Linked DNA regions of Homo sapiens: region 1 is linked to region 2. Evidence: read pairs that join two places in POLR2A ChIA-PET (ENCODE). Cell type or tissue: B cell. All regions are shown on one strand. Links, peaks and the distances in the headings refer to the core of each region. The heading gives the core; the rest is flanking DNA. Region 1 overlaps SNX10 (sorting nexin 10). Region 2 holds the start of HOXA13 (homeobox A13).

Region 1 (15,584 bases), core at 7,138-11,137, 870 kb after region 2:
AGAGGGTGTAGTGGGGTGGAATTGTGGCTGCCATAAAGATAGGTCCATGTCCTGATCCACAGAACCTGTGAATGTGACTTTATTTGAAAAAAGAGTCTTTGGAGACATAATTAAGAATCTCAAGATAAAATCATCCTGGATGACTGGAGTGAACCCTAAATCTGATGGCAAGTGCCCATATAAGAGAAAGAGAGGAGAACACAGAGAAGAACATGTGAAGACGAAGACGGAGGAGGGGGAGGGATGCAGCCCCCAGCCATGGAGCCCCTGGGGCTGGAAGAAGCAAGGCGGGGATTCTGCCCTAGGGCCTCTGCAGGGGAGCAGGGCTCTGCTGCCACCTGGATTTTGGACTTCCAGCATCCCAAATTGTAACAGAATAAATTTCTGCTGTTCTAAATATCAAGCTTGTGGTAACTTATTGCCGCAGCTATAAGAAGCTAGTCAAGAGGGGACCAGTCGAGATTAGGTTGGAAAGACAGACTGGGGTTGGAACTGGAGATTCCGTTCAGTCACTCTTTGTGGAGCTCCTGCTATGTGCCATGGGCTGAGGTGCAAGCAGGACACACGGTGGAGTACACAGCAGGCTCAGAGCTTTGGAGGCGACTTCCTAATTATAATGTGGAACTGATAGGAAAGGACACCGTGTGATAGGAATGGAAAAACACACAACAGGGATAAACCTGGAGGACACAGGCCAAATGAAATAAGCCAGTCACAAAAAGACAGACACCGTATGATTCCACTTGTATGAAGTACCAAGAGCAGTCACATTCAGAGGCAGAGGCCAGGTGGTGGCTCACACCTGTAATCCTAGCACTTTGGGAGGCCAAGGCAAGCAGATTACCTGAGGTCAGGAGTTAGAGACCAGCCTGGCCAACAGGGCAAAACCCCAACTCTACCAAAAACAAAAACTTATCCGGGAGTCATGGCACGCCCGTGGTCTCAGCTACTCAGGAGGCTGAGGTAGGAGGATCACTTGAGCCTGGGAAGCAAAAGTTGCAGTGAGCTGAGACTGTGCTACTGCACTCCAGCTTGAGTGAGAGACCTCATCTCAAAAAAAAAAAAAAAAAAAATTCAGAGACAGAAAGTAGAATGGTGGCTGCCAAGTATGGGAGGGAGAGGGGGTGGGGGGCAGCTGAGTGGGTACAGAGTTTCAGTTGTGCAAGATGAAAAGAGTTCAGGAGATCAACGGCACAACAATGTGAACATCCTTCACACCACTGAACTGTACACCTAGAAATGGATCAGATGGTACATTTTAGGTTGTGTGTTTTTTACCATTTAAAACAAAACTTTAAAGAATGGAGGGACTAAGTGGGGGTGGAGAGGGTTTACTGAGAAAATGGCACTTCCGCTGAGGCCTAAAGGATGGTGTGAGATAGCCAGGAAAGCAAAAGGAAAAAGGCCCTCTACACAGAAGGCCTGGGTCATGCCAAGGGGAGGAGGCCAGGAGGAGGAGCGGCTCAAGTCCGGTTATCATGGGATTCCTGCACCAGAGCCAAGTTAGCCGGTGGGTTCCACCATCTCAGGATCTGCCCATGCTCCCCACACACATCACGTGCTCCACACGGCTGAACCTCTACCCTCATACTTTCACCCTTTCCAGGCACCAGCAAACTCTGCCAGGATTCTGCACAGAAATCACTTCCCGGGCTCTCTGCCCCATTACACAACCGCGTGCTGTGCAGTCCCCTGGTGCCATTAACTTCGCTTGCATCATGATGTTTAGATACCCTCTGTCTCTCCCATTTGACTGAATTTCTCCACCAGGGCATAGCTGTGTTTCCTTGTGTAATTAAACTTCACAACTGTCCTGTGAGGATTTGAATATCCCCACTTCACAAGAAAGCGGAAGGTCAGAGGGGTTAAGGGGTTAAGTTGCCCAAGGTCACACTATGAAAGAGTGCAAGTGCTCAAGTTCCACTGCAACCAAAGCCAGTCTGCTTCCCTAGGGTGGCCTTCCAATGCCACAGGCTGCCTCCATGACTCTGTAATGTGAACAAATGGTTCAAAGTTGGGGTCTTAAATTTCCCCAAAGGGCTTGAGCTTTTCCCAGCCAGGCAGAACTCTGCAGTTCTATCTAATAGGAGTCTGATAATTGGCCACCTTAAGATGCTACAGACCAAGTCCAACTATGAAGTAGGAAACTGGCCCCGGGGGCTCACACCTGTAATCTCAGCACTTTGGGAGGTTGAGGCGGGCAGATCACTTAGGAGTTCAAGACCAGCCTGGATAACATGGCGAAACCCCATCTCTACAAAAAATACAAAAATTAGCTGGGCATGATAGCATGCGCCTGTGGTCCCAGCTACTACTTGGGAGGCTGAGGTGGGAGGACTGCTTGAGCCTGGGAGGTCAACGCTGCGGTGAGCCATGATCATGCCACTGCACTCCAGCCTGGGTTACAGTGAGACCCTGTCTCAAAATATAAAAAAGAAAATAAAAAAGAAAATAGGAAACTTGGGAAAGTTGAAAGCAGTTTCAACCAGTTGTTCCAAAACATCACAGTGAACTATCATGGTCAACCTCTAATACTGTAAATCTGTACAGTGAAAATGGTGATCATGTCATTTTCTAAGCTCTATACACTTCCATATTGTCTGAATTTTCCTAGTAACATTAATTTTAAACTTTTTAAAGTAATAATTATTTTAAATACAGTAAATAGCATAATGCTCTCAGAATAGTAATTTTAACATAAATTATTTTTATTTCATGTAAAATAAATAGCAAATTCAAATGTATTAAGAGATGCTACCTTTATGACACAAGAGAAAGTATCATTTGGTACTAGAACTTGCCATGGCATTTACTGGTGGGGAGAAGGAAATTCAATGACAGCGCAATTGTATGGTTTGAGATAAAAGGTCAACTGTCTATAATTTAGCAAACCAAAGCTGCCAATCAGAAATTGCTCCCTGAGGCCAGGCGCAGTGGCTCACGCCTGTAATCCCAACACTTTGGGAGGCCTAGGCAGCCATATCACCTGAGGTCAGGAGTTTGAGACCAGCCTGGCAAACATGGTGAAACCCCGTCTCTACTAAAAATACAAAAATCAGCCGGGTATGGTGGCACATGCCTATAATCCCAGCTACTTGGGAGGCTGAGGCAGGAGAATCACTTGAACTTGGGAGGTGCAGGTTGCAGTGAGCCAAGATCGTGCCACTGCACTCCAGCCTGGGCAACAAGAGCAAGACTGCATCTAAAAAAAAAAAAAAAAGAAAGAAGAAAGGAAAGAAGGAAAGAAAGAAAGAGAGAGAGAGAGAGAAAGAAGAGAAACAGAGAAAGAGGGGAGGGGAGGGAAGGGAAGGGAAGGGAGAAGGACAGAAAGAGAAAGAGAGAGAAAAAGAAATTGCTCCCTGACAAAACTAAGCCCTTTAGGTGAGTTGGAAAATTTTAGGTTTGTATAGATTTCCAAACTCCCCAGGCTACCTTATGTGTCTGTCATAATAATGCACATAGAGGGCTGGGTGTGGTGGCTCATGCCTGTAATCCCAGCACTTTGGGAGGCTGAAGCAGATAGATAATTTGAGGTCAGGAGTTCAAGACCAGCCTGACCAATATGGTGAAACCCTGTCTCTACTGAAAATACAAAAATTAGCCGGGCATGCTGGCATAAACAGCTACTTGGGAGGCTGAGACAGGAGAACTGCTTGAACCCAGGAAGCCAAGGTTGCAGTGAGTCAAGATCACACCACTGCACTCCAGCCTGGACAACAGAGCGAGACTCCATCTCAAAAAAAAAAAAATGCACATAGAGAATTCTTGTCTCACTGAAAGACTGTTATGCCAAGTATGGATATCTGCCTCCCAGTGTCCTCTGCTAGGCTGTCTCTAGAGTATTCTCTCTCTTCCACCAATGAAGAACCCCCATCACACCTGGATGGCCACCCATTCTCCTTCTCTCTTACCTTCATTGTAAGAATTATTATTTTTATTTTATTTCATTTTAGAGACAGGGTCTCACTGTCACCCAGGCTAGAATGCAGTGGCACAATTATAGCTCACTGTTGCCTCAGATTCCTAGGCTCAAGTGATCCTCCCACCTCAGCCTCCCTAGCAGCCGAGACTACAGGAACAAGCCACCATGCCTGACTAATTTTTTTAAATTTTTGTAGAGATGGTATATCCCTATGTTGCCCAGGCTGGTCTCGAACTCCTGGCCTCAAGCCATCCTCCTGCCTCAGCCTCCCAAAGTGCTCAATAACAGGTGTGAGTCATCGCACCCAGCCCATTCCAAGAATCATTAAATCTCACAATCAAGCTGGGCGTGGCTTGGTTTCCACATTGTTTGAATTTTTCATTTTAAAACAAAAAATCAGCCAGGGATGGTGGTGCACACCTGTATTCCTAACTACTCAGGAGGCTGAGGTGGGAGGATCCCTTCAGCCCAGGAGGTTAGGCTGCAGTGAGCTATTTGCACCACTACACTCCAGCCTAGACAACAGAGCGAGACTCTGTCTCTAAAATAAACAAATGAAAAAAGATAAAATCGCACAACCACATCAAACAACAGGAATGATTTCTCAAACCTGCTGGTGACATTACAGCTGGATACACACAGGCAGCAGACACATGGGTTATCCCCTTCCTGGGAAACATGGCAGTCCTGAAGACTCATCTGAGAGACTCGTGTATCTCTTCACAACCCCACTGCCCTGAGAGCATGGTACACAGATCTGCCCAAACCGAAAACTCGAGGAGAAAGCTTCCTCTATTTTCTACCTTGGAATACTTTTTCTATAAAATGCAAAATATCTATGAAGCAAAGATAAAATTCTATAAAGTACCACTTGGCAATCTTTTTCTGTAGAGGGTCAGATAGTAAATATTTGAGGTTTTGTAGGCCACAGGGTCTCTGCATCTCCTACTCAAGTCTGCAGTGCATAGTGAAAAGGCACTCACAGATGCCTAACTGAATGAACATGGCTGGGTTCCAGTTAAACTTTATCTACAAAAACTGGTGGCAGTAGTTTGCAGACCCCTACTACAGAGCAAGCCATTACTGTGCCTTCAGTACTTATATATACTATACCTTAATAATACCTTTCTGAGGTCAACAGGCCAAAACATTTGCAATGCTAGGCTTGGTCTATATGCCTATGGGAGATCTCACTGACAAGTAAACTACTGACCAAAAGTTTGTGGACTATACATGTAAGGAGTGAGAAAGGATCACATATTTTTTCAAATGATGAAATAAGGAATAACAAGTATGGTTTATATCATTATTTAAAAAAAAAACGGCAAAGACTTTTTCTAAATCTTTAGATCAGGTGCTCCCTGATTCATGAATCACTAATAAAAGCCAATTTAATTTTTAAACAAAATTTTTTGTAACTTTTTCTTTTGGCAAGATCAAAGTCTCAGAACCAACTATTTAAAAAAAAAAAAAAAAGATCGGCCAGGTGGGGTGACTCACGCCTGTAATCCCAGTACTTTGGGAGGCCAAGGCAGGTGGATCACAAGGTCAGGAGTTCGAGACTCCACCCTGGCCAATATGGTGAAACCCCGTCTCTACTAAAAATAGAAAAATTAGCCAGGCATGGTGGCAGGCGCCTGTAATCCCAGCTACCCTGTAATTCCAGCTACTCGGGAGGCTGAGGCAGGAGAATCGCTTAAACTTGGGAGGCAGAGGTTACAGTGAGCCGAGATCATGCCACTGCACTCCAACCTGGGTGAGTGAGACTCTGTCAAAAAAAAAAGAAAAAAAAAAAAGATCAAGCTCAACAACAACAAACAAAAACAAAGAAAAAAACCCTAAATGCCTGACTTCACCACTGTGCAACCTGGCATGTAAGAAAATTGCACTTGAACCCCATAAATTTATACAAATAAAAAATCCGATTTAAAAAATATGCAAGACCGGGCACATGCCTGTAATCCCAGCACTTTGGGATGCTGAGGTGGGAGGATCACTTGACCTCAAAGTTTGAGACCAGTCTGGGCGGCATGGCGAAATCCTGAAACCGCCTTTGCAAAATTATAACTGAGGAAATTATGGCAGTGAAAGAAATCAGACCTAACCGACTCCATCTTGCTTCTAACGCTTAAGATGTCCTTATTCATTCCTGGGCATAAGCTGAACTAACTTCGGGAAGGAATTCAGTTCATGGTTTGACTCTGAAACAAAACTGGTAACAGCCCTTTCCCGAAAAGACCCCTTTCTTGCCTGGGGTCCAGTCTGCCTTTGCAGAACTAACAAATTAGCTACAAGATTAGAAATTACAATTTAGGGGCCATGTAGTCTCTGGCTCCAAGGGTCTGAACCTTCCTAAATTGCTCCTGGGGATAACATCGTTATTGCAAAACCTAAGATCCATGCTTTAGATACTTTGCAGACCCTGCAACTGCACTGGAAGGATCAGCTGATATCACCCAGAGTGGTAATCTGGCTCAAGCAGTTCTGCCATCCCACCCAGGCACAGAAGACAGGAAGAAAACCTCATTTTGACCCCCCTACGATTCCATCTCCAACCTGACCAATCAGCACTCCCTACTTCCTAAGCTCCTACCCGCCAAATTGTCTTTAAAAACTCTAATCCGGCCGGGCCCAGTGGCTCACACCTGTAATCCCAGCACTTTGGGAGGCCGAGGTGGGCGGATCACGAGGTCAGGAGATCGAGACCATCCTGGCTAACAACACGGTGAAACCCCGTCTCTACTAAAAATACAAAAAATTAGCCAGGTGTGGTGGCGGGCGCCTGTAGTCCCAGCTACTCGGGAGGCTGACGTAGGAGAATGGCGTGAACCAAGATCACGCCACTGCACTCCAGGCCTGGGCAACAGAGCGAGATGCAGTCTCAAAACAACAGCAACAACGCTGGTCTCCCACACAGCGGGGTCTGCGTAAATTACTCTCTCGCCGTTTCAATTCCCGTCTTTATAAATTGGCTCTGTCTAGGCAGTGGGCAAGGTGAACTCATTGGGAAGTTACTATCCCACCTCTACAAAATACACAAAAATTAGCCAGACATGGTGGCATGTGCCTGAAATCCAGGCCACTCGGGAGGCTGGTGTTGTAGGGCTGCTTGAGCCAGGGAGGCAGAGGCTGCAGTGAGCCAAGACCATGCCACTGCACTCCAGCCTGGGTGACAGAGTAAGACTCTGTCTCACAGAAAAAAAAAAAAAAAAAAAAGGACAAAGGAATTGATAGACGTTTCTCCAAAGATGACGTGCAAAGGGCCAATAAACATATGAAAACATGCTCAACATCACTAATCCACAATGAGAAATTAACTCACACCCGTTAGGATAGATCCAAGAAACAAAAAACCAAAAAAGCATTGAGGAGGATATGGAGAAATCGGAACCCTTCTGTTGGCAGCAATGTAAAATGGTGCAGCTGCTATAGAAAACAGTATAGCAGTTCCTCAAAAAATTACAGAAAACTACCACATGATCCAGGAATTCCACTTCCAGATATCCATCCAAAAGAGCTGAAAGCAGGCTCTCAAAGAGCTATTTGTGGGTCCACATCCACAGCAGTATTATTCACAATAGCCAAGAGGTGGAAGTAACCTAAGTGTCCATCAATGAAATGTAATGGATGAGCAAAATGTGGTCTCTCCATACAATGGGTACCATTCAACCTTAAAAGGGAAGGAAATTCTGCCACATGCTACAAAAGAGGACGAACCTTAAGGACATTATGCTAAATGAAATAATCCAATCATAAAAAGACAAATCCTTTATTATTCCACTTACATGAGGTTTTCAAGGAAATTAAATTGATAAAGACAAAGTAGAATGGTGGTTGCCAAGGGCTAGAGGAAAGGGTGAAAGGAGCATTTAAGGGGGAAATGGAACATTCTTGTTTACTGATACAGAGTTTCACTTCTGTGAATGAAAAAGATCTAGAGATCTATTGTACAACAATGTGAATACACTTAACGCTACTGAAGTGTACATTTAAAAAGTGGTAAGGTCTATACACTAGTATGGTGTAGACCATGTGAAAAAAATAATAAAAATGGGTAAGATTGCAAATTTCATGTGTTTCTTACCACAATTAAAAATAAAGTTTTTGAAAGAAGGTCAATAATCTACTTAAATGTTTCATCTTGCTATTAACAGAAGTGCAAATAAAAACAAGTACCATATTTTTTTCTTTAAAATTAGAAATTTCTGTAATAATATCCACTGCTGGCAAGGATCATGAGAAATGGGAACTAAATACTGTTGGTAGGAATGTGAGCTATTTCAATATTTCTGAAAGATAATTTGGCCATATATTTCAAAAGCAACAATATAAATTGTTTATATTCTTTAACTCGATAATTTGACCTCTGGGAACTCAATCTAAAAAAATATCAGTGCTACATGTGCAAAATATTTGTACAGGAAAGAATGTTCAAAATGCAGTGTTTTTAAGAAACAATCAAAGAAAATGGAAACCTAAACGTCCATAAGCGGAGTAGAAAAAAAATGAATTATGTTCCATCTGCATGACAGACTACCTCATAGCCATTATAAATTGTTATAAAAGAATATTAAATGATCGGGGCTGTTCAAACAGTATTGTTGATTTTTTGTTGTTATTTTTTGAGACAGTCTCGCTCTGTCACCCAGGCTGGAGTGCGGTGGCACAATCTCAGCTCACTGCAACCTCCGCCTCCTGGGTTCAAGGGATTTTCGTGCCTCAGCCTCCCCGGTAGGTGGGACTACAGGTGTGCACACCAAGCCCGGCTAATTTTTTTGTATTTTTAGTAGAGACGGGGTTTCACCATGTTGGCCAGGCTGGTCTTGAACTCCTGACCTCAAGTCATCCACTCACTTCAGCCTCTCAAAGTGTAGGGATTACAGGCGTGAGCCACTATGCCCGGCCTCAAACAGTATTATTAAGTGATTTTTTAAAAGCACTTTTTTTTTTTTTTACATATTTACTTAAGAACTGGAGCTTATGCACAATAAAATTAAGAATTAACAGTAGTCATTTCTAAGTGGTAGGATTATGACTGATTTTTACTTCCTTTTTTTCTGTATTTCGCCAAAAGATTACAGTGCATTTGTTAAAGTTTAAGAACAAAACATGTTTTTTAAAAGAAAGTAAAACCTAATGTGCTCAGTTACTTTTATTATTCCCTCCCCACAAAAAACAAACAGCAGTCAAGTTAATTTCACTCTGTGTTTCACTTCCTCCCACAATGTTCAGCTATTTTTCTATTTAAATAAAAAAAATCACTGACTCCTTACTTTCATCTCTTAAGAATATTCCAGGCCGGGCGCGGTGGCTCACGCCTGTAATCCCAGCACTTTGGGAGGCCGAGGCGGGCGGATCACGAGGTCAGGAGATCGAGACCACGGTGAAACCCCGTCTCTACTAAAAATACAAAAAATTAGCCGGGCGCAGTGGCGGGCGCCTGTAGTCCCAGCTACTCGGGAGGCTGAGGCAGGAGAATGGCGTGAACCCGGAAGGCGGAGCTTGCAGTGAGCGGAGATCGCGCCACAGCACTCCCGCCTGGGCGACAGAACGAGACTCCGTCTCAAAAAAAAAAAAAAAAAAAAAAAAAAGAATATTCCATCTGCGAGGTTATTTTAAATTCAATGTTTAGTTCTGTGCCAAGTTTTCCCGTATCTGCTCTCAATACTACCTATGCCCTTGGCTCTGCACTGGACACATCTGTGGTGGTGCCAGGGCCCTCCCAGATCTGCTGGGGAAGAGCCTACCAAGGTCCTGCTCCTAGGGCAGATCTACAGGCGGCTGGCTGTCATGACCCTCCCCAGACACAGTAGGGAGGATCAGGGATGGATGTCTGACTCGAAAGAAGTCAGTCCACAGGCTAGAGGGTACCTAGGGCACAGCCTGGCACAAAAAGAAGAAAGGGCTGGGCAATGGCTCCCTCCTCGTACTTGAACCTAGGAAATATTACTACATTTGGTGGTTCTTTAAGAATGGAGGCTGGAAAGTGATGAAAGAGAAACTGGAGAGATAATGACATCACAGCTGGGGTTCTGAGGGACCAGAGGTTCTTGTGTTATACCCGTATAACACAAGTATATATGAGCCATGATGTAGATAAAAGACACTAAAGGCCACAGAAATTGGCCACCAGACAAGCTGAATCACAGGAGCCAGCTTCGGTTGCTGAAGTGTGCAGGCCTGCCTGGGGCCACTTTCCCAGTGGCTTCCGTGTCCAGCATCTCTGAGGTTCCCTGTGCACAGTGTCCTTAACATAAGCATCCCTTTACTCAAGGTGGCTTGAAGGTGACCCCAGTTTGGGCAATCAAAGGAACTCAAACAAAAAGAAAAAGAAATTAGAGCTGCACCAAAACATGAAAGCTGGGCTGAAGGCAGGCAGCCGTACGCTTTTGGGGAGGGCCTGCAGAGCAAGCAGAACCATCTGCAAACCAGGCCCAAATTGTCTCCCTCAGTCCCAGATTAGAACTAGAAAAGGCAAACCAAGATGGAAAAACAGCAGAACTCTGATATTCAGTTAAAGTTAGAAACACAAATAAAATTGCATTTAAGTTTTTCCACCATTCATCACAAAAGAAAAAAAGAGGATATGACAGCACATCTTTTTTTAAAGTTTATAGCAATCTAAAAAAATACTGGTTCATAGGACATAAATCAAAGAAACCACTAACTTGCTAATCTCTATGACATACAAGTTCCATTTATGGTCATGAACTTGATAGTAGGCCAAATTTAGGGTTTAAAATCCAAGAAACAAAAAAAATTACAGAATTTTAACCTCACAATTATTTGAATGTCATTTTGAAAAAGTGCTACCTGAGATGCAGACACTGAGAACATACCTGCATGTGCATGTTGGCCCTGACCTCCACCTCCCTTTGTACTCACTCACACTAAGAAGCAACCCAGTTACTAAACAGAATAAAAGGAAAGAAGCTGTGAAAAATTACATATGAGAGAGAGGAAATGACCACTGGCACAGGTGCTTCCTAACTCGTACTGTGACATTCTCTCTCTTCAAAAACTGTCCTTAAATGCTTGAGGTGATGGATATCCCAGTTACCCTGATCTGATCATTACACATTGTACATATGTATCAAAATGTCACATGTACCTCAAAAATACATATAACTATGATACAGCAAGTTTAAAAAGACAAAAAACAAAAAACTACCTTGACATCCCAGGCCAAATCCAAAAGCATTTTTCCCACCTCCCACTTTGCTTATGCTACCAAGGTTCTTTTAATTAGTGATTTGTTTGTGCTAATAATTTTCATCTTTTGGAACAGCAGATAAATCTCAGAAGCTGGGGGAGTGGTATTAGTGATTTAAATATTAGTGTTAATTAGTCCAATCGGATTGCCTTTGTATTAACCAGGAGCTATCTTCAGCTACTCACTCATCAGTCATCCCTTTCCACCACACAGGGTTTTGATTATGATGGGAAAAGGGGGAAATCATTGGTAGCTGGGTGCATGAAATTCTTTGAAGGCTGATGTATTCCTCGATGCCTTACCCAAGGATTGTGAAAAACCTGAGAACACAACCTCCTGAAGAACAGCAGAAAATGCCCTGCCCTCTCTCCTGCCAACAAAACATTTTTTCAATTCTACTCACTCTACCCCTTCACCTGGTAAGAGTAAGAAGTACTATCACAACTTCCCATCAAAGTACTACCTAAATATAGCATCAAAAGAATAAAATAGTCGGGTGCGGTGGCTCACGCCTGTAATCCCAGCACTTTGGGAGGCCGAGACGGGCGGATCATGAGGTCAGGAGATCAAGACCATCCTAGCTAACATGGTGAAACCCCATCTCTACTAAAAATACAAAAAAATTAGCCGGGTGCGGTGGCGGGCACCTGTAGTCCCAGCTACTCAGAGGCTGAGGCAGGAGAATGGTGTGAACCCGGGAGGTGGAGCTTGCAGTGAGCGGAGATCACGCCACTGCACTCCAGCCTGGGCGACAGAGCCAGACTCTGTCTCAAAAAAAAAAAAAAAAAAAAGAATAAAATACCTAGGATTACATTTAACAAAAGAAGTACAAAATGTATACTCTGAAAACCACAAAACATTGTTGGAAAAAATTAAGAGATCAAAATAAACAGAAAAACATACCATGTTCATGAACTGGAAGACAATTTAACATCTTAAAATGGCAACACTGCCCAAAGTGATCTATGGATTCAAGCACGATCACTATCAGAATCCCAGATGTCTTCTTTGTACAAACTGACAAGCTGATTTTAAAATTCATAGGAATTGCAAGAGACTCCAAATAGCCAAAACAATCCTGAAAAAGAAGAATAAAGCAGGAGGATTCCCACTTCCCAATTTCAACTTACTACAAAGCAACAGCACTCAAGGCATTGTGGTATTGGCACAAGTACAAACAAACAGATCAAAGGAACAGAATTGAGAAATAAACCCATAGGTTTATTTCTGTCTAGTCAATTGATTTCCCCAACAAGGGCACCGAAACCACTCAATGGGGAAAGAATCATCCTTTCAACAAATGGTGCTGGGACAAGTAGATAGCCACACGCAAAAGAATGAAGTTGAGCTCCTACCTTATACCACATACAAATATTGACTGAAAATGGATCAAATACCATTTTGTAAGAGCAAAAAACTATAAAACTCATAGACGAAAACACAGCAGTTAGTCTCTATGGCCTTGGATTTGGCAAAGGATTCTTTGATATGGCACCAAAAGCATGAGCAACAACAACAAAAAAATAGGTAAATTAGGCTTCATAAAAATGTAAAACTTTTGTGCTTCAAATGCCACCATCAGAGACAACCCACAGAATGAGAAAATATTTGCATATCATATATCTAAGGGACTGTGTCTAAACTATATCAAGAACTCTTACAACTTAATAAGAAAAACACAAATTACCCCACTCAATAACAAGCAAAGTATCCTGAGCAATTTCTCCAAGGAAGATATACAAATGGTGAATAAGCAAATGAAAAGATGCTTGATATCATTAGTTACCAGAGAAATGCAAATCTAAACCATGGTAAGATACCACTCTACTCCTACTAGTCTGGTTAGAATTAAAAAGTCAAATAATAACAAATGCTGCCAAGGAGGTAAAGCAATCAGAACCTTCATACACTACTGGTGGAAATAAAAAATTGTGCAGCCCCTTGCGAAAAGTCTGGCAGTTTCTTGAAGAATTAAATATACAGTCACCATTTGACTTGGCAATTCAACTCCGGGGTATATATATCCAAGAGAAATAAAAACTTGTATATGACTATTCACAGCAGCATAATTAATAACAGTGAAAAGTAGAAACAATCCAATTGCCTATCAACAGGCAAACAAAATGCGGTATATCTACTCAATGGAGTATTATTCAACAATATAAAGGAATGAAGTTCTGATACATGTTACAACTTGGATAAACCCTGAAAACATTACAATAAGTGAAAGAAACCGGTCACAACAGTCTACATATCATATGACTCCATTCACATGAAAGTCCAGAATAGAAACTTCTACAGAGATGGAACATAGACTACTGGTTGCTTGTAGCTACTGGGACTGGGACTGGGAGAAGAACTTGGTGGGTAGGGGAGAGACAGCCAAAAGGTACAGAGTTGCTGCTTTTTGAGGTCATGAAAATACTCTAAAAGTGACTTTGGTGATAAGTGCACATATCTGTGAATATACCAAACACCAGTGAGCTGTATGCATTTTATTTATATTTTATTTTATTTATTTATTTTTTGAGACAGGGTCTAGCTTTGTCACCCAGGCTGGAGTGCAGTGACACGAGCACAGCTCACAGCAGCCTCGACCTCCCAGGCCCAAGTGATCCACCTACCACAGCCCCTCAAGTTGCAGGGGCTACAGGCATGGGCCACCATGCCCAGCTAATTTTTATATTTTTTGTAGAGACAGGGTTTCACCATGTTGCCCACACTGGTCTGGAACTCCTGGGCTTAAGTGATGTATCTGCCTTGGCCTTGCGAAGAGCTGGGATTACAGGAGTGAGCCACCACGCCCGGCCTGTATGCACATTTTAAATGGGTGAATGTACTATATGTGGATCATGTATCAATAAAGCTGTTTTAAAAACATGCTACCTGAAACCCGAAGCCTAACCCATTTCTTTATGTTAATACATCTACTTTTTTTTTTTTTTTAGTTCTCTTTTTTTATTAGAGACAGGTCTCACTCTGCCACCCAGGCTGGAGTGCAGTGGTGTGATCACAGCTCACTGCAGCCTCAACCTCCCAGGCTCAAGCAATCCTCCCACCTCAGCCTTCCAAATAGCTGGGACTATAAGTGCATGCCACCATGACCAGATAATTCTTAAGTTTTTTTGTAGAGATGAGGTTTTGCCATGTTGTCCAGGCTGGTCTTGAATTCCAGGGCTCAAGTGATCCTCCTGTCTTGACCTACCAAAGTATCGGGATTATAGGCGTGAGCCACCGCACTCAGCTTAGTTCTGTTTTTTTGAGAAAGGTCTTGCTATGTTGCCCGGCCTGGTCTCAAACTCCAGGGCTCGAGCGATTCTCCTGCCTCAGCCTCCCGAGTAGCTGCGACTACAGGTGCATGCCACTATGCCTGGCCTCACCCATTTCATTCACAACCCTCATGTCCAAAACACCCTCCTCCTATGAGCCACAATGTCTGCCCAGGCTGAAGGGCCTCCAAGCAACATCCATCCTCTGGGGTTCTCTCATCTCTACCTGGATCTGACTCCGTCCTTCCTCTGCCCTCTCCTCTTCTAACCCTTCCTTCCACTATGCCTCGGGAACTCATGCCAGGGCTGCAAATGCCCCAATTCACACCCATCTCAGCAGCTTCATCTTAGCTGCACCCCGGCTTCTCCACCCGCCCCTCCCTGGTAACTCTCCCAAGTACCGGCTGCTCAATCCTCATGTGCTCCCCTCTATCCCAGGACCAGCAGAACCCAAATTGTCCTGGTCACTGTTATCTCCAGACAATAACCTACCAAGAAGTACCTAGAACCTAGGAATGTGACCAACCTCCTCCCCCTCATTTCCTAGCAAGACCTGCTTCTCTCCAGCTTCCTGCTCCTCATGCCTGTGGCTTTGCCGACCCCTCCACACTGACTTCCCCACTTTTTCTGACCTCCTACAAGGAGGGCCTTGATCATGAGTAAAGCCCTAACATTCCGGGCTCTTGCCTTAGCCTACCTCCTTCATTCCTGTTACCTAACCCTCTGCTTACCAACCCCCATGTGGCCACAGCCCTGGCCATGAAATGTAAGGCTAGAAGTTCCCTCTGACCACCAGGGCCTGCCCTTCCTGATCGCACTTCCTCATTCTCACCCAATCGGCTGTTCCACTTGAATGAAACCACTAGAGCCCTGACCCACCCTTCCCATCTCCCTGTGGACCTCCCGTCCTTCCACTGTGTCACATGCCCTCCCTCTGCACCCTCAGCTCCCTGTCCCACTGCCACACGAGCCACTTGTATCTCAGGGCCCTGAACCTGGATCAACCTAACATTTGTCTCCCCTATTTTCTCTCCTGTGCCGCCCACCACTGAAGAAAAATCCCGCCACGTCTGTGACTGGCTCCATGACCAGGTTACTAGTTTGCATCCTCCTCCCTTTGTAACGCTGTGATCATTGCCTGATGCCTTGTTCCTCAAGCAGGTTCCTCAAGCAGGTACAC
Region 2 (15,584 bases), core at 10,981-14,980:
ACAGGGGGTAGGAAAGAACAAGAGGTAGGAACCTGAAAGCTTTAGTCTGCACCTCCTGCCAGGGTCTTGCTGTTCCCAAACGTCTAGTTGCTGCATAACTAACCACCCCCCTCCAAGTCTGGGGGGCCTGGGAAACTTTGTTATGCAGAGGCACTCAAAGCATGGGGTTTACTTTGGGGCTGCAGCCACCCAGGAATCCTACTAGCCTCTTCCTCTCCTTTTCCCTTTGTAGCTACAGCTTGCACCTTCACGGGGGAGATTGGGAGTGCAAATTTCAGGGAACTACCCCCACCACTGGTGGATCTGAGGGCCCCAGACCCTAAGCCCCAGTAAATGTAGCCCAGAGGGATTCTCTTTAGATGATTCATTTGGAGCAGGAACAAATCACGTCTAGTGGGTTTTGTTTTTCCTCTCTGTGTGAGCGTTTCCCTCCCTGGGGTTTCATCATCCTCCCAGATCTTTCCATGTCCCCCTGTTCTCCATGCCCTGGGGCTGCAGCAGCGCTGCCAGGCCCCAGAAAATGCACCCTGGATCCCACACAAGTTTTTTTTTAAATGTGTCCCACACTACTCCTCGAGCGCCCAGTAGTTTGGTTTGGTTTTGTTTTAAATCATTGGCCTAAAACGAGTCTTAAAATCCAGTCTTTTTCTAAAGAGAAACGAGAGGACACAGGCCCGCGTTGCGCTGAGGGTCCCGGCAATGACTCCGGTGGGGTGCCTGCCCGCTTCCCGCAGAGAAGCCCTCGGGCAGGCGCCGGCAGCATCCTCTCCCCTGCGTCTCGAGGGCCGCCCTTGAGGAGTTTCATGCCCAGGGTCGCGGAACCAGTGGCTCCCCAGGCTGTCACCCGGGGTGAGCGCCTGCACCACTCTGCGGCCTTGTTGATTTTGTCCTAAAAGCCTGAGCGAAATGGAAATATGGGGGGCAGGGGTCTGCTGTTGGCTTGTGAATGCTCGCCTTTGTCCCTCAGGCGGTCGGCCACCAGCCTGGCATTCTGTCCCTGCACTGGTCACTCTCATTTGGCAGGCGGGGCCGCAGACTACATAGAGGAAGTGTGCCGCGAGTGGGGTTAGGTGCCAGCACGAGGCCTTACAAGGTTCCCGGATAGCCCTGGCGCACGCCTTGGCCATCATAGAGGAGGGAGGGGGACCTGACAGGGCGCGGACGTGCCGGCCCGAGGGTGGAGGCGGGGGTCCCCCATCCCAGCTGTTCTCCTGGCCCTGCAGCACCCGGGACCCGAAATAGCAAGTTCACCCTGGGTCACACTTGCGAGAACCAACCCGCACCCCACCCCAGAAAGGGCTCAGTCCGCACCTTTCGAGAACTGCTCGCGGGCCCAGGGAGTCGGCCTAGCGGTCACATTTCAACCTGGAGCAGCTTCGGAGGAGTTGAGTCTGGGGAGCAGGGGAGAGCGACCTGATTGGAAGGAGGGTGCCGAAGAGCCCTGGACAGCGGGAGTGCCCGACCCTGCCCAAGAAGGGGCCTGCCCGCGGCCGCGAGGGCTCCGGGCCACCAGCCTCAGCTGCCACCCAGTGCCTGGCCAAGACGCAGGGCCCGGCCTCCGAGGGCCGCGGGCACCGGGGACCTGCGTAGGCCTCTCCGCTGCGCTCCTCTGCGGGGCGCCCTCTCCCTGGCGCGCCTCTGAACCTGGCATCGAAGCCGCCCGATAGATACTTCGAACAATCCGGGAGAGAAAGAAAAAGAACTCAGTTTGCCCGCGTAAACGCTGCTAGTAACTCTCAGAAGTTTCCTGGTTTCTCGTAAAGGTGGCCGGGGCCGTTTACAGTAAGAACGGAATAATGTTTGCGACTGTACGACATAATTATCTCCAGACTTGCCTCTACCCCGCCCCCAGCTAGGGTTTTCACCAGCGAAAGCGGCTAATGCATTTGCACACATTAAACATCTTGAACGCATAATTACAGGCTGCAGACAGGCTGGACAATAAAATATCTCGGCTCGATATTTTTGGAAGCCTTTTGTGATGGTGCCTGGAATAAATAACAACCGCTTTCTATGTCCTCAGCCATCTAACTGCAGCCACCGTTATTTCAGAACACCCCCACCCCACCTCGGAGGGGCAGAAGTGGGGGACTTCAGCGGAAGGGTGCGGTCGCCTGAAGAGGTCTCCTGAGCCTCGGGTGCGTGTGGGCTTGGAGGACTGGAATAAGAAGAAAATATGTTCCAAGCCCTGAGGGCCCTCTTCCTCATTAGAGGCACACAAGTGGGGCCCTCTAGGCCCCACACCCTCTGGGCGCGTGCCCTCCCTGACTCCCTACGCCAAGACTAAAAAATTTGAAGACTCAGACCACATGTTCCTACCTCACAATCTCTCTAAAAAGAGCCTCTCTATACTGAACCGGCTCCTGTCACCTGAGAAATCTGCTGGAAAAGAAAGCTGGATATTGAAGCAGCAAGACCCAGAGGAAGAAGCTGCTGGTTAGTCTCTGGCTGGTTATTTTCTTCCACAGATGCCTGGGACCCTAGCTTCCCTTGAGTCTTAGTTGCTTTGTCTGTAAAATGGAGATGATTGTAATAACCTTGGGACCAACCTCACAGGTTGTTAGGAGGAAGCACTTAAAAATTTTTTTATTGCCATATAACTTACGTATAGCAAAGCATACAAATCTTAAGCCCCCAGTTCACTGAATTTTTATATATGTATACATTTGTGTAACTACTACAAAGATCAAGATAAAGAGTATTAGCAGCCCCCAGAAGGCCATGAAGAAGCACTATGAGAACTAATTTTAGACAGTGATAGTGTTATCTCTAAGTCAAGAGATCAACAGGTCAGTCTAGTATGTGGCCCTTGAAGACACTTGATAGTGTCTTCAAGACAAGAATTGACAAACCAAATATACATGTCAAGGGGCTGTGGGAATCTCTGGTCTGGAGGAGCATTTGTGGGCCTTTTCTGCAAACCCCTAGGCACTCAGGGATTGGGGGAAAATTGAAGATCAGGCTTTAATTCGTTTTGAGACAACGCATTCTCTTTTGTGAATGGCTGGGGCTGGCATGTTCATTTACAAGTTAGGGGTAAGCCCAGAGAGAGAGGCCTGAGAACCTCTCCCAGGGGATGGAAATCTGAGTTGATGTCCGTAAGACTAAGATTCAAGCCTTGGGGTAACTTATTTCAGTGTTCTCCCCTGAATCCAAGGCTGGTATGATGTGTGGAGGAAATTCCCCAAAGGAATATGTGGCCATGAGATACATAGGGTAACCAGTTTTCTGAAAAGTATAACCTCAATAGCTAATACATACAATTGGTGCACTTCACAAACACTACAAAAAGATTTTATAGAAAAAAAATTCTCTACTCAGATCCTCTGAACACCAGTTCTTCCCAGGGGAAGCACTGTTACTGATGACTTGTCTGTCCTTCTAGCCCTTTTGTACATTCCTTCTTTTTTAAAAGCACAGTGGTAAGCTCTCACTACATATGCTGCCCTGTTCTTGGAGCTTTTCCTAAATACTGCCCATGACAATTCTCCATGACAGGTATACTGGCTCAGAAAGATATGCTCATCCCAGATAAAATTGAAGCCAACCTTGTCTAGCCTGACACACAGAAGGGCTGCTTTAGCCTGGGTTCTAGATCCTGGCCCACAGTTAATGGGTTTGGTGACCTTAAAAACAGTCAGCTAACTTGGCCGCAACATCATTACCAGCACCCCCTTTCTCCCTAGGGGAGCAGAGCCATGGGGAGGAGGCAATAAGGCACTGACCATGACTAGACCTTCAACCAGTTTCTGGAGTCAGGGGAAATTGAAAGTGCTTCTTGGAATTTTTAACTATTCTGTCTAGCAGCTATAAAAACTGTGCTCAGGTCATTAGCCCACCCTGAGTGTCTACCTCCGATCCCATTTCCTTAGTCCTCTTTGGAGCTCGATGGGGTGGCCCTGGGCCTGGCCCCCACCCAGGCCTGACAGAGGCAGGAGGGTATGGCGGGGGCCTAGGGCTTTGCCCCAGACCTTGGACCCCGCAGCGTCTGCCAGGAGACGTCGGAGGAAACGCTTTTACCACCTGGGCGACCTTGACTGCAGCCGATTAAAGTTTAATCCGAGGTGTGTGCTCAGACTTGCCATGTTATTTAAACACATCAAAGGTCATAAAAAGATTCCAATGGCGTGAGCCGCTCCGACGCGGGCCCGCAGGGAGCCAGCATTTGATTCTGGTGGATTTCCAGAGCCAGGATTTAGAGCGCAGGGCGGGAAGGGGAGTATAGGAAAAAAAGGGAAAAGCCAGCTTTCACAGAGGAATGCTAGACTTCAAAAAGCGGCAGGGGAAACCGAGTCTCGGCCCGAGGAGCAGAGACAGCGCCCTTGAGTTCCGATTAACTGGGAAGACATCTAGTGGGAAGAGGTCGCAACTGCAGCGGTGTCCTGCGAGCATCCTCCGCCGCCGCCCACAGCGACTGCAACCTCCTGGATTGGATGGGGGTGGGAGGCCTCAAAGAGAAGCCTCTCTCTCCCTGGCCTCCCCGTCGACAGTGGAGTGCTTACTTTATTGCCTGCGTGATTGCAGGGCTGGGTCTGGGTTCCCACCCAGGGCAGAGACGCTATTTCCACCTTGACAAGAAAGATCTAGCTGTCCACCGAAAGCACAGGGCCCAGGATGCCTGGATTCCCATCTAACTCTTCCTGGGGCTCCTGATCCTAATGCGGGCAAATCCCTGGAGCGCCCATATGTAGGTTCTCCTGGAGGGTGCAGAGTGGCTCTGGGGACCAACAGATTGCTGCAGAAGTTAAGTGAGTCCAGAGGCTGGCATGCAAAACCGCTGGAGCTACAGACTGCTGCCCACGAGGCCTTTGGCAAAGCACAGGAGCCTAGCTTCTTAGGATTCGAAGGTGACATTTTCCCCATCTCTGCCGTGGGGCCATCTGGCCAGATCTGATCCTGGCTGCCTTCTTGCATCCAGATTCTAATTTCTGTGAAGGATTGGCCTCTCTCACAACCCCATGGAAATGAGCCCCACATATAGAGAGCTGGCTCTTATCTGAGCTCCTCTGGCCCCACCAGCACCTCCTAACCTTATGGCCAAAAGATAGAGAATTCTGTGCAGGCCTCTCCATGTGCCTCTGAGATGCTCACTGCAGGTTCTCTATTGGGTGCCTTCGCCTGCTTCAAATGGGGTCCGCCTTGTAGGGGTGTGCCTCCTTGCTGACCACTTTGGCTGAGTCTGAGTCTGAGTTCTCTCCTTCAGTCTTTTTTTTTTTTTTTTTTTTTTTTGAGACAGGGTCTCACTCTTTCGCCCAGGCTGGAACATAGTGGTACTATCATGGCTCACTGCAGCCTCAACTTGCTGGGGATCAAGCAATCCTCCCACCTCAGCCTCCCCAGTAGCTGGGACCACAGGCACATGCTACCACACCTGGCTAATTTTTGTGTTTTTTAAAGAGACTGGGTTTCTCCATGTTGCCCAGGCTCTCTCAGTCTATTAGTTGTGGCATTAGATCATCCTAGAATTGTCAGGAAGAGTGGCACCAGTATACTCCTTTTGGGAATGATATAGAAGGCCAAGGAACCATGCTCCACATTTCAATGTATGAATCCCAGGACATTGTGGAGCCCCCACAGGCAGCTCTACCGATAGAGTTTCCAGGGCTTCTGTAGGAGGCCCCCCACCCTGTCATGCTCAAGTCTCTGGGACCTAGCATCGGCCAGGCCTCTGGGAAGCGGCCTCTTCCTTTTCCATTTTACCCATCAAGTTGCCTACCCATACTCCTCCAGGGTTCGCACTCTCCCTGATTCTCAAATGAAGGCTTAAGGGACCCTGTTCTTTGGCTTTGTTACACAACCCCCTACAACCCCCACCCCCCTTGAAAAAATGGAAGAACTGGAAATAGTGGAAGAGGCCATTCTAGCAAATGCCTTGAAGCCCTTCACTGAGACATTAGCCGTCTCTTATCACTCACAGAAGTGTTTCCCCAAAGGGGTACAAGGGCTATGACTCCTTCTGTGCTCCCACCAATCACCTAATGGCTGGATAAACCTCAGGTAGGAAGACTCCGTTGTTTTATTTAATCAGCTACAGACTATTAAAGTAGCAGTGGGTAAGGGCTAGGGGAAGAAAGGACTGCAGGTGGGCTAACCAGATTTAGCTTCAGAAAAACTGAGACCCAGATCATGTCACAAGTGAACCTGGGATCCAAGGGCCTGGATCAGTCCAGGTCACATGCTGAGTTCCAATGGGCTGCTGTGTGAGCTTGGAGCAGAGCTGATCCCTTAATCCTCTCAACCTGAGACAGACAAACATACACACACACACACACACACACACACACACACACACACACACACGATCCAGAAAGTCCCCTCCCAGCTCACCTGGTTAGGCCCACACTGGACCCCTGTCTGGATTCCACACCCCCAGCCAAGCAACCCTGCTCTGCTCCCAGCAGAAATCACAGGGACTTCTATTCCTCAGGGTGACAAACGAGTCTGCTTGCTCTTGGTGACATCAAATTACTTTGCACCAGCCTAGGGTCCCATGACCTGACATAACCTCACATTAGATCCTAGAAATGTAAAGAAATATGGCCTTTTAAAAGTGGCTGAGAGCAGGTAATTGCTAGCAGGCTTGAAGGGTTGTCCCAAGCTCAGCTCGCGACCTCTGCCTCCGAAGCTGATACCAGCAGGAATTCATGCGTTTGGACTCTCTATGGGCAGAAGGTCGAGCCTGCATTTAACTCTGGACAATAATCAGGTTCTTAAAGCCCAGATTGTTTTTGTGCAGTTACAGAAATCACAGGGAGGCTTTGGACCTAAATGGCAAGGAACACTCGACAGTGGCACCGCCCCCACTGCCCCCCAGCCAGGCTTCCACAAAGAACAGGCTTCAGCGGAGAATGGGCTTCTGCTAAGCTTTAAAAACAGGCCTTCTTTGAGCTGCTGTAGCTTAAATTTTTGTGGAGAATTACAGTTTCATTGCTTCTTATTCTTCTCCCTCCCATCTCTCCCTTCCTCTTTGTCTCCTGGCTTGTCTGTGGCTTCTCTCTTCCCCTCTCCCTCTTCCTCCGAATTGTTTGACTTCTGCAGTCCCCACCCTTACCCTGACCCGAGCCCTCACCCCTGCGGTGAACTCCATCTTAGGATCTGGAGACATGGGACCCTTAAACCCACCACTGTGCCCAAGGCTTGGTAGGAGTCAATCTTGCTGATACCCCACAGACAGTGGGCAGAGAGCTCATGGCTTCTGCAACATATAGTTGGAGTCGTTCGAGATTATTGTAAAATATGTACACACACTTTCTTCTCTTTTTTAATTTACATACCCCTTATGAGTTTCATCAAATAGCTCTTTTCTAATACCATGAGAATTTATATGCTTAGTGTAAAAGCATCCCAGATATTTAATCACTACTCAAAAAAATTAATTAAGAAACCATAAACAACCCAAATACAAAATACTGCCATAGAAAAGATGATCAGTATCCACTCAGACAAGTGGGGTTAGAATTTATTAAGCAGCCGGGTAGTGTAAAAGTTGTCAAATTCAACCGTGTGCTATTTTCTGTTTTTACCTTTTTGCTTTCTGAAGTTGCCAAGCCTTTCAGTTAAGTCACTTTCAGAGTTCGACAGGGAGAATCATGCTCGTTGTAAATGAGACTACCAGATTAAAACAAAAGAAACCAGAACATCTTTATTCATTCTTTTTTAAAAATAATCCCTTATTGCTAGGGGGATATTTTCAACGCATGGCATTGAATTTCTTCCTGAAAACTGCGGTTGCTCTGATAAGCCATCAATTCAGTGCAAACTTTCCTAGTTTAATCATTAGAAATTTCTTTTGTGTTTCTACCAGGGGAGAAGTTGTGCTGAAATGAAATATAGTCATTTACCCACTAATAAGTGAATATGTGTTAATTTAGGACACACTAAGGACTGAGGTATGTTTTTTGTGTTCCTCCATAATTCTGATGCAGCAATAGAAATTTTCTATTAAAGGACGATTCTCTCATATAAAAAAGTAACATAAATCTTCCTCTTTCATATGTAATTTTTAGAAAGATGAGACAAGATTTTTAGGCAAGATGGGTCCACCCCTCAAACCCCTTTTTTGTCCAGCTTACTCCTGGGTGAACCCTCAAGCTTTTTCTAGAGTTTCATTGCAATAACCCAATTTCAAGCCCTTTTACTCAATCTTGAAATATAACAGATCTTTGAAATCCTATGGTGGGGGTGAAATGATGTGATGCTATCTGGGATTTACTTTAAAATACTAAAGATAGAGAGAGAGGAAGTGGATAATAAAACACTGAAGATGAAATTATAATAGGGGTCAAAACTTGGAGATGGGTACCTAGGGGTTTGTTATGCTTGTGTGTGTGTTTGACAAATTCCATAATAAAAGGATTTTTTTTTTTAAATTGTATCGGGCAAAGGTGGAAAAACTATCCCTGCCAAAGGGCTACCAAAAAACAAAAAAGTGGTCTGTTGGTTAGCACCTGTAGTTGCCCATTCCTAATTCTTGATTTCCAGAAACAGAAAACGACCTTGCTCCCTTTTCATTTCTCTGGAGTCAGCGGCCAACCTTGATGCTTTCTTTCCGGCAAACTCCCTCTCCCAACCCATAAACTGAATATCTAAACCCAAGGTTGGAGTATGATTAATGGAACTTCCGTACTCAGCTCCCCTCACCAGAGTGTAAATACCCATACAAACTAATATCAAAAGTTCTTACTGAGCGCTTCGTTTCCCTGAGAGCTGGGCCGAACGGGGCTGGAGCCGCGGGACAAAGGAACCGCGGCTGTTCCTTGAAAAGTGCTGGGTGCTCTAGACCCGCTCAGTGAGAGTCCCTGGAGCCAGACGGAGGTTCTGGGGAGGACATGCGAACCTGGCAACGCCAGTCCAGGACTCACCTTCCACGGAGGGCAGGTGTATTTACCAAGCCACAGGAGAGGGAATGGTGAGGGGTCGGAAAAGTAAGAGTGAGTAAGGAGATGCGCCAGCGAAGTATGTCACCAGCCTGGTCCGACAGGGTGAATTTTTTTTTCGTAGGGCTGGGTATGATGCTTGTATTTCACCCACATGACATTGGATGCGCACATTCACTCTGTGTGTGTATGCACGTTTGATGCGTGAATATGCGTGCATATCAAGGCACACACATCGTTATGATTACAGCATATAAAGTGCCCATAAAACTCTGATCACACCTCAGTGTGTACTTGAAGGGGTCCTGAGTTCCCCTTCCTCGTCGCTGCGCTGGTGAATTTCCTTCCCTCCGTCGCGTTGTGCATTAAGAATTCGCAGCTGGGAACAGGGCCGTGGGAGTTCTTAGGAGTCTAGGGCGAGATGGACCCCCGCGGGCCCAGGCCGCCTGGCTGCCTGCGCCGCTTTCTCAGCGAGAAAGCCGAGCCCGGCGGGGCCAGGCTTACGTGCAAACCCCCTCCTTCCTTCAAACGCTCGAAGTCTTCAGTGTATTTGTTGACTTAAAGAATGCACTGCCCAGTCCTGGTTTCCTGTTTTGTTGCGGGCGTAAGCATCAAGCTAGGGTGGGGTGGGCGCTCGCGGGTAAAATTCCTTTGGGCCAGTGGCAGCGTCGGGTACAGAGACCCCTCGTCCTTTTCCCGTCGCAGCCGCACGGAATTCTCCGGGCCGTCCCGCGCTCGCCCAGCGCCCCGGCTGAGTGACCCGCAGGTCACTTCCTGGGTGGCACGGGCCCCTGCAGTCCAGCAAGCCGGTGTCCCCCGCGGGCTGGCCGCGCACTGCGAGAAGGCGTTTCCTCCTTCCAGCCGAGCCCTTCACCAAGCTCCCTCTGCTTCTAACGCATGCTCCGGTCCTTTCCGCGAAGGCTGTTTCCAGCTCCAGTGAAGAGCGATCAGTGGCACTGTCGGGGAAAAGAGCTCTTCCACCACCACGGCCGCTGCCGCGGCTGCCGCCGGCTTCGGAGTCACTTAGGCCTCCCAGAGCCGAGTTTTGGAGGACGGAGTTTGCGCCAGCTCTGAGGAGTCCGGGCGCGGCTGGCCAAGGCTCTGCAGTGGGAGATGCTCCTCATGGGAGTCTGGAACCTGGTTGTTCTGAAATGGTGTGTGTGGGGTGGAGGTCTCCTTGCTCAGGGACTCTCTGGGGGAAACAAGGCAGGGCTGTACTCAAATTGGAGTTTTCCTTGGGCTCCTGCCGTCTTTTCTGAGTCCCTGTGCACTAGTGGCTTTGTGGTACCTGAAAAAACAAAACAAAACAAAAAACTCTACAGGCAGCAGGAGAGCTGCTCCTCCAAAAACCTGCTGTCCTTGAGATCCACCCCATGAAGGGATCTTAAAGGCAAAGTGGGGGTCCCTGTAGATCTTCCTGGACCTTGCACTTCCACTTTCACCATGTTAACATTTGGTCACCACAGTGACAATAGCCCAAAACTATCCCACAGCCTCAAGCCTTTTACTGCCTTATTATTGTTTCAAATGCACAAAAATCTGGAACAAAAGGTTGAGTGAGTGACTCGATGCACCATTTCCCTGTCCGCTGGCCAACTTCAGCCCAGATCTCAGGACCTACCAACCCTTTCCCCTTAAGAAAGAGGGTACAGCTTCTACCTGATGGGGACACTCAAAATTCCCTCCATAAGCAGAGCAGTCCCCCACTTGCTCCTTTCCCAAATGATCTGCTCAAGTTTGGCTTCAGAGGTGCTACACTGTTTGACGATTTCGTCTTTTCTCTTTCTCTCTCCTCAGCCCCTCAACCAGTTTTTCCTCTGGATCTTTCTTCCTTTGCCATTATCTCTGTGCCCCAGCCCACCTAGGGTGGGAGAGAGAGGGTTAAGATGTTCTGCAAAAGTGGCTTGTAAAGCTGCTTGGATACATTAAAAGCACATGAATATCCTGAAATACAAAGTGTCTTTAGAATCAACCAAGGAATGTTTATCCTAGTGCTGGATGGATGCAAAGAAATAGTGCCAGGGAGCAGTGCTGACAGCCTCCTCAGAGTTAAAGTGAGAGCAGGTAAATTTCATTTGCTAATGAAAATCAAGCTCGATTAAAACCTGGTTTCCCTTTTTCCTTTTCTTCTCCAATGCTGGGAGCCCAGAGCCGCGTGGACCAGGCTGGCATCCAGTTCCCCACCCAGAAAAACCTAGCTGCGGTTTTTTTCTTCAGTGAGAGGTTTTTGGGCAACCAGTCCCTGCAGGGCACCCTGGCCTACCCCAGGAAGTAAGAAGCCTTGTCAGCCAAGGCATTTTGGAACACTGAGAAAGGCTCTGGTGATTCCTGAAATAAAGGCCGTGCTGCAGAAACTACCCTCCGGTCCTGCCTGCACTGCCCTCTCAGGGCTCCTCCGGGGAAATCAGTGCACCAGACAGTACCTGGGAAGTGACTGCAGCCTCTCCCACCTCTCCCACCTCTACTCATGCAGCCCTCTGCTTGGCTGTCATGCCTAAGGTGCCACCGCTGCCGGCCGATCCTAGTGGGTGCCCTGGCTTCCCCAGTCTAACCCAGGAGGAGCCTGAGAATATAAAATTATCAGGTTGAAGGTGCCTCTGCAATCCTATAGGAATTCCTGAGCCTGGAGAACAAAAAATCAGAGGGACAGACAGCTCAGAAGATCAGGACCCACTACCTTGGCAGGCAAGCAAATCTTGACCTTGCCGTTGGGAAAAGAGGAAAAATGCTAGGAGGGTCTGTGCTTGCTTCCCAGAGCACACCCGTCTCAATCGTCCTCCAAACTTTCTTTTGCCACAGCAAGTCAGTTTGTTGGCTGCCTGGCAGGGAAAGAAATCATATTGGGAAACATTAATAAATATCTTATCTCCCTTAGCAGAAGACAGGGAAGGAAGATTATTCTTGCTTAAAAGTGAGTAGAAATTCTGAAACTCAGACCCAAATTATTCAGAGCTCGTTCTCCTTCTATAAACGACCTCCACTGATTGGTGGCTACAACTCAATACTGACAGGACATGCAGACATTTGAAAACAGTGGGGCATGCCAGGACGCCATGGACATGTCTGGTAGAAAAATAAGATACATGTTGAGATCCAAGACAAGAAGAGAACAAGCAGGGTGCCTTCCTCTAAATAAGCATGTCTTGAGAGGGGTTTTTTTTTTTTTTTTTTTTTTTTAATGATAGGGACACATCGGGGAACTAAAAAAAGTCCAGATAAATTTGATCAATAAGGTGCACCATAAATCTCAAGAATTCAGTCCCCAAGCTTTTTCTTGGCGAGAGCGCCACATTTAAGGAGCAAAGCTTAATTTGAGATGCAATCCAAAGCCTTCCCCCAGCACCATCCCTCTCAGACAAACCTGCTTGTGGCTCCTCGGCCGACAGATGAAATCTTGTCTCACCATTTTTGGTGAGGAGGGACCCAGTCGTCTGTGGAGCTGAGACCCTTTCTCTGCGCGCAGGGTTCGGGGCTACGGTGAAGTGGGAGGGGGAGGGAAGAATGTGGAGCTGGCCTTGGCCGCCGTGTGCACCGGCAGCTGCGCCATGGCCAGAGGTGAGCTGGCACAGGCGCCGGCTAGTGGGGGCTCCCCAAGCTGTGTTTTCGTTTTTCCGGGTCTGGCCGGAAAACCGAAGAGGCTCAAAGCCCTGGCTGAGCAGGGCGGAGGCAGAGAAGAGTCGGTAAACACCGCCCCAAAAACCCCACGAAGGCACCAAAAAATTCTGGGCAGCCGAACAGAGTCAGAGGCGAGAATTTTAAAAAGAGAGAGAAAATTAAGAGTGAGGGGATGTGGGCAATGGGCCTTTTGCTGCTGCCTGTGTCTCTACGCTCGCATGGCAGTTCTCATGCTGGCTGGACTGCAACTTTCAACTTGACCTTGGCCTCCAGCCGTGTCTGACCAGTATGTAAAACCGCCTTCAAGTCCCCAGGAACAGGGGCCTAGAACCCTACTCTGTCTCTTTGTCACTGTGAGTTTTACAATGCCACTTGGAGGGAGGAAGGGGGGTGGTGAAACGGCCAGAAAGTAACAGAAAAATCAAGTCCCTACAGAGGCTAGTTCCTGAGTCTGCAAATGGCCAGTCAGGGAGAAGGTAAACTGGGGGCAAATCAATATTTACCCAGAACTGCTAAAAAGTCAAGAAGGAAAGGGCACACTTGGTGGGGGGGTGGCTGGTGTGGGGGTCATAGAAGGTTTTATTGGGCGACACTTACATTGGTCAGGACAAATCCAGGATCAGGACAGATAAAAGCCCAAGCCCAGCCACATTGGTCTGGATCCTGCAGGAAGCCCAGGGGCCTTAGACAGCAGATGGTGGGGTGTGTGTGAGGGGTGGTATGCGTGCTGCTCTGAGTTTAGGGCTGAGTGTGCAAGCTAGGAGCAGAGGACAGGTCCAAGCCTGGCTTCTCACCAGTCCGCCTGGGGTGGAAAAGAATCCAGCACTCTCCCCAGCACTATTCCGGTAATGTGCCCACTTTCACTTTGAACGCTTGTTCCTCTTCTAGGCATCTGACCAGCTCACAGTAGTGAATCAGGAAGTGGAAGTATGTGGCTCTAAAGCAGCAGGACCCCCAGAACCCCTCGACAAAACATGGCAGCTACAAGACGGGTCGCTGCTTGGTTCTTCAGCACCAACACCCTACCATGCTCCCAAGAAAAGGTTGCATTTCCCAGGCACAGAGGAAAGGCTTCTTGGACTGGTTCTTGGGCAAAGAAGGACTAGGCACCCTCTGCAGGCTGGAGATCCTACTTGAGGGGAAGGCAGGAAGTGGCCCCAAAGAGCCCCTTTTTCTTGTCCCAAAATAGAGTGAAATAGCGGGTTCCCAGATTCCTGGAGAGTCAGGTCCGGTCCACAAAGAAGCGTGGCTTTAGGGCCCAGAAGGGGGGTTTAAGTCCCAGCCAGAAGCACAGCTGGGGCTTGTTCCTCTTAAGCCCCTTCCAGAACTAAGCCAGCCATACTGGCGAGGTGGGAGCATGGATGAATGGTGCACAGGGATCGCTCGCTCTATCTCAAAGTCTCTGGAGGAGGAAGCGTTGTTACCAGGTCAGAGCAAGGATCAGGCTGTATACCTAAGTGTGCGAATGTGAGTGTGTCAGTGTACACTGTGTGTGTGTGTGATGAGTCGTTCTGAGTCTATGGGTCTAAATGCAAACATATGAAATTGCTCACTAACAGTGTGGACAGGGAAGGGATAGGGGCTCCTAAATGCAGTCCAAGCCTCCAGTGGAATGTCCTGGGACCCAGGCATATCCGCAGGAACCGATAAGCAGCAAACACCCTGCCACTGTTTCCCTGGAAAGAGCAAAATCGCAACTCCATCGAAGCCGAAGGCGCCGATGTCCGTCCTGTGGTCTCACTGCAGAAATACGCGCCGGTTCCTGGAAAGAAAACAGTCCCAGAGGCTCCAAGAAACACCCATTCTGAGCTAGGCTGGTCCCGTCCTCCCCACTCTCCCATCCCTGACCGCCGGCAGAATTACCTGACCTGTCCCCACTGCTCCAGATCGCAACCCAATCGCGCGCCCACCTCCCCTCCCCGCCTGGTTGCGCGGGTCTGGGCCCCACTGGGATAAAGGAAGGGAAGGGGGGCGGAGATGGGGCCGCCTTCCTTCCCTGCCCCACCCGCACGTTCCTCCGCCTCTCCCCCGGGTGAATGGTGCGCGGCCGCGCGGCTGGCGCTGGGGACGGCGCGGGCCGCGGCGGGGACGACGGGTGCACCGTGCAGAGCTGGAGTCGGAGCCGCCCGCTTTGCATACGCCGTGGGCGGAGCGGGGGGGCCGGGCCAATGGGCGGCCGCCTGGCGCGACCCCGCGGGGCGCGATCCGCCCCCCTCGCTCGGGCCCCGGCCCCGCGCCGCGCGCTCTTCACTTCTTGGGGGCTTTTTAAAACAGCGCCACTGGGGTCTTCTCCATGCGGCTCGGGCTATGACAGCCTCCGTGCTCCTCCACCCCCGCTGGATCGAGCCCACCGTCATGTTTCTCTACGACAACGGCGGCGGCCTGGTGGCCGACGAGCTCAACAAGAACATGGAAGGGGCGGCGGCGGCTGCAGCAGCGGCTGCAGCGGCGGCGGCTGCCGGGGCCGGGGGCGGGGGCTTCCCCCACCCGGCGGCTGCGGCGGCAGGGGGCAACTTCTCGGTGGCGGCGGCGGCCGCGGCTGCGGCGGCGGCCGCGGCCAACCAGTGCCGCAACCTGATGGCGCACCCGGCGCCCTTGGCGCCAGGAGCCGCGTCCGCCTACAGCAGCGCCCCCGGGGAGGCGCCCCCGTCGGCTGCCGCCGCTGCTGCCGCGGCTGCCGCTGCAGCCGCCGCCGCCGCCGCCGCGTCGTCCTCGGGAGGTCCCGGCCCGGCGGGCCCGGCGGGCGCAGAGGCCGCCAAGCAATGCAGCCCCTGCTCGGCAGCGGCGCAGAGCTCGTCGGGGCCCGCGGCGCTGCCCTATGGCTACTTCGGCAGCGGCTACTACCCGTGCGCCCGCATGGGCCCGCACCCCAACGCCATCAAGTCGTGCGCGCAGCCCGCCTCGGCCGCCGCCGCCGCCGCCTTCGCGGACAAGTACATGGATACCGCCGGCCCAGCTGCCGAGGAGTTCAGCTCCCGCGCTAAGGAGTTCGCCTTCTACCACCAGGGCTACGCAGCCGGGCCTTACCACCACCATCAGCCCATGCCTGGCTACCTGGATATGCCAGTGGTGCCGGGCCTCGGGGGCCCCGGC

What was found. ChIA-PET counts read pairs that join two places held together with the same protein. Peaks named below come from ENCODE experiments on the same cell type or tissue, not always from the same donor. Only the 100,000 strongest peaks of a DNase experiment are listed, where the experiment ranks them.
Region 1: POLR2A ChIA-PET joins it to region 2 with 5 read pairs; 1 of 35 experiments calls an interaction of 5 or more read pairs at or near these places.

What each region holds. Positions count from the first base shown.
Region 1 is chr7:26,329,665-26,345,248 of GRCh38, reverse strand. All of the region lies in intron 1 of SNX10 (sorting nexin 10), which reads right to left. Among named protein-coding and RNA genes, the nearest start is that of SNX10, 46 kb to the right of the region's middle. RefSeq lists an enhancer at 9,301-9,816. In B cell, for the core only: no CTCF peak of the experiment used is centred there; DNase peaks (open chromatin) are centred at 7,808, 9,108, 9,818, 10,878 and 1 weaker place; H3K4me3 peaks cover 3,927 bases; H3K27ac peaks cover 4,000 bases.
Region 2 is chr7:27,199,292-27,214,875 of GRCh38, reverse strand. It overlaps HOXA13 (homeobox A13), which reads left to right and starts at 14,785. Exons shown (of 2, transcript NM_000522.5): 1 at 14,785-15,584. The coding sequence starts at 14,799. HOTTIP (HOXA distal transcript antisense RNA) reads right to left here and starts at 14,455. Exons shown (of 3, transcript NR_037843.3): 1 at 14,355-14,455; 2 at 12,238-14,253; 3 at 7,617-10,164. RefSeq lists enhancers at 474-1,222, 1,223-1,972, 3,528-4,028, 4,029-4,529, 11,914-12,438 and 2 more. In B cell, for the core only: no CTCF peak of the experiment used is centred there; DNase peaks (open chromatin) are centred at 13,395, 13,825, 14,265, 14,955 and 3 weaker places; H3K4me3 peaks cover 2,093 bases; H3K27me3 peaks cover 3,542 bases.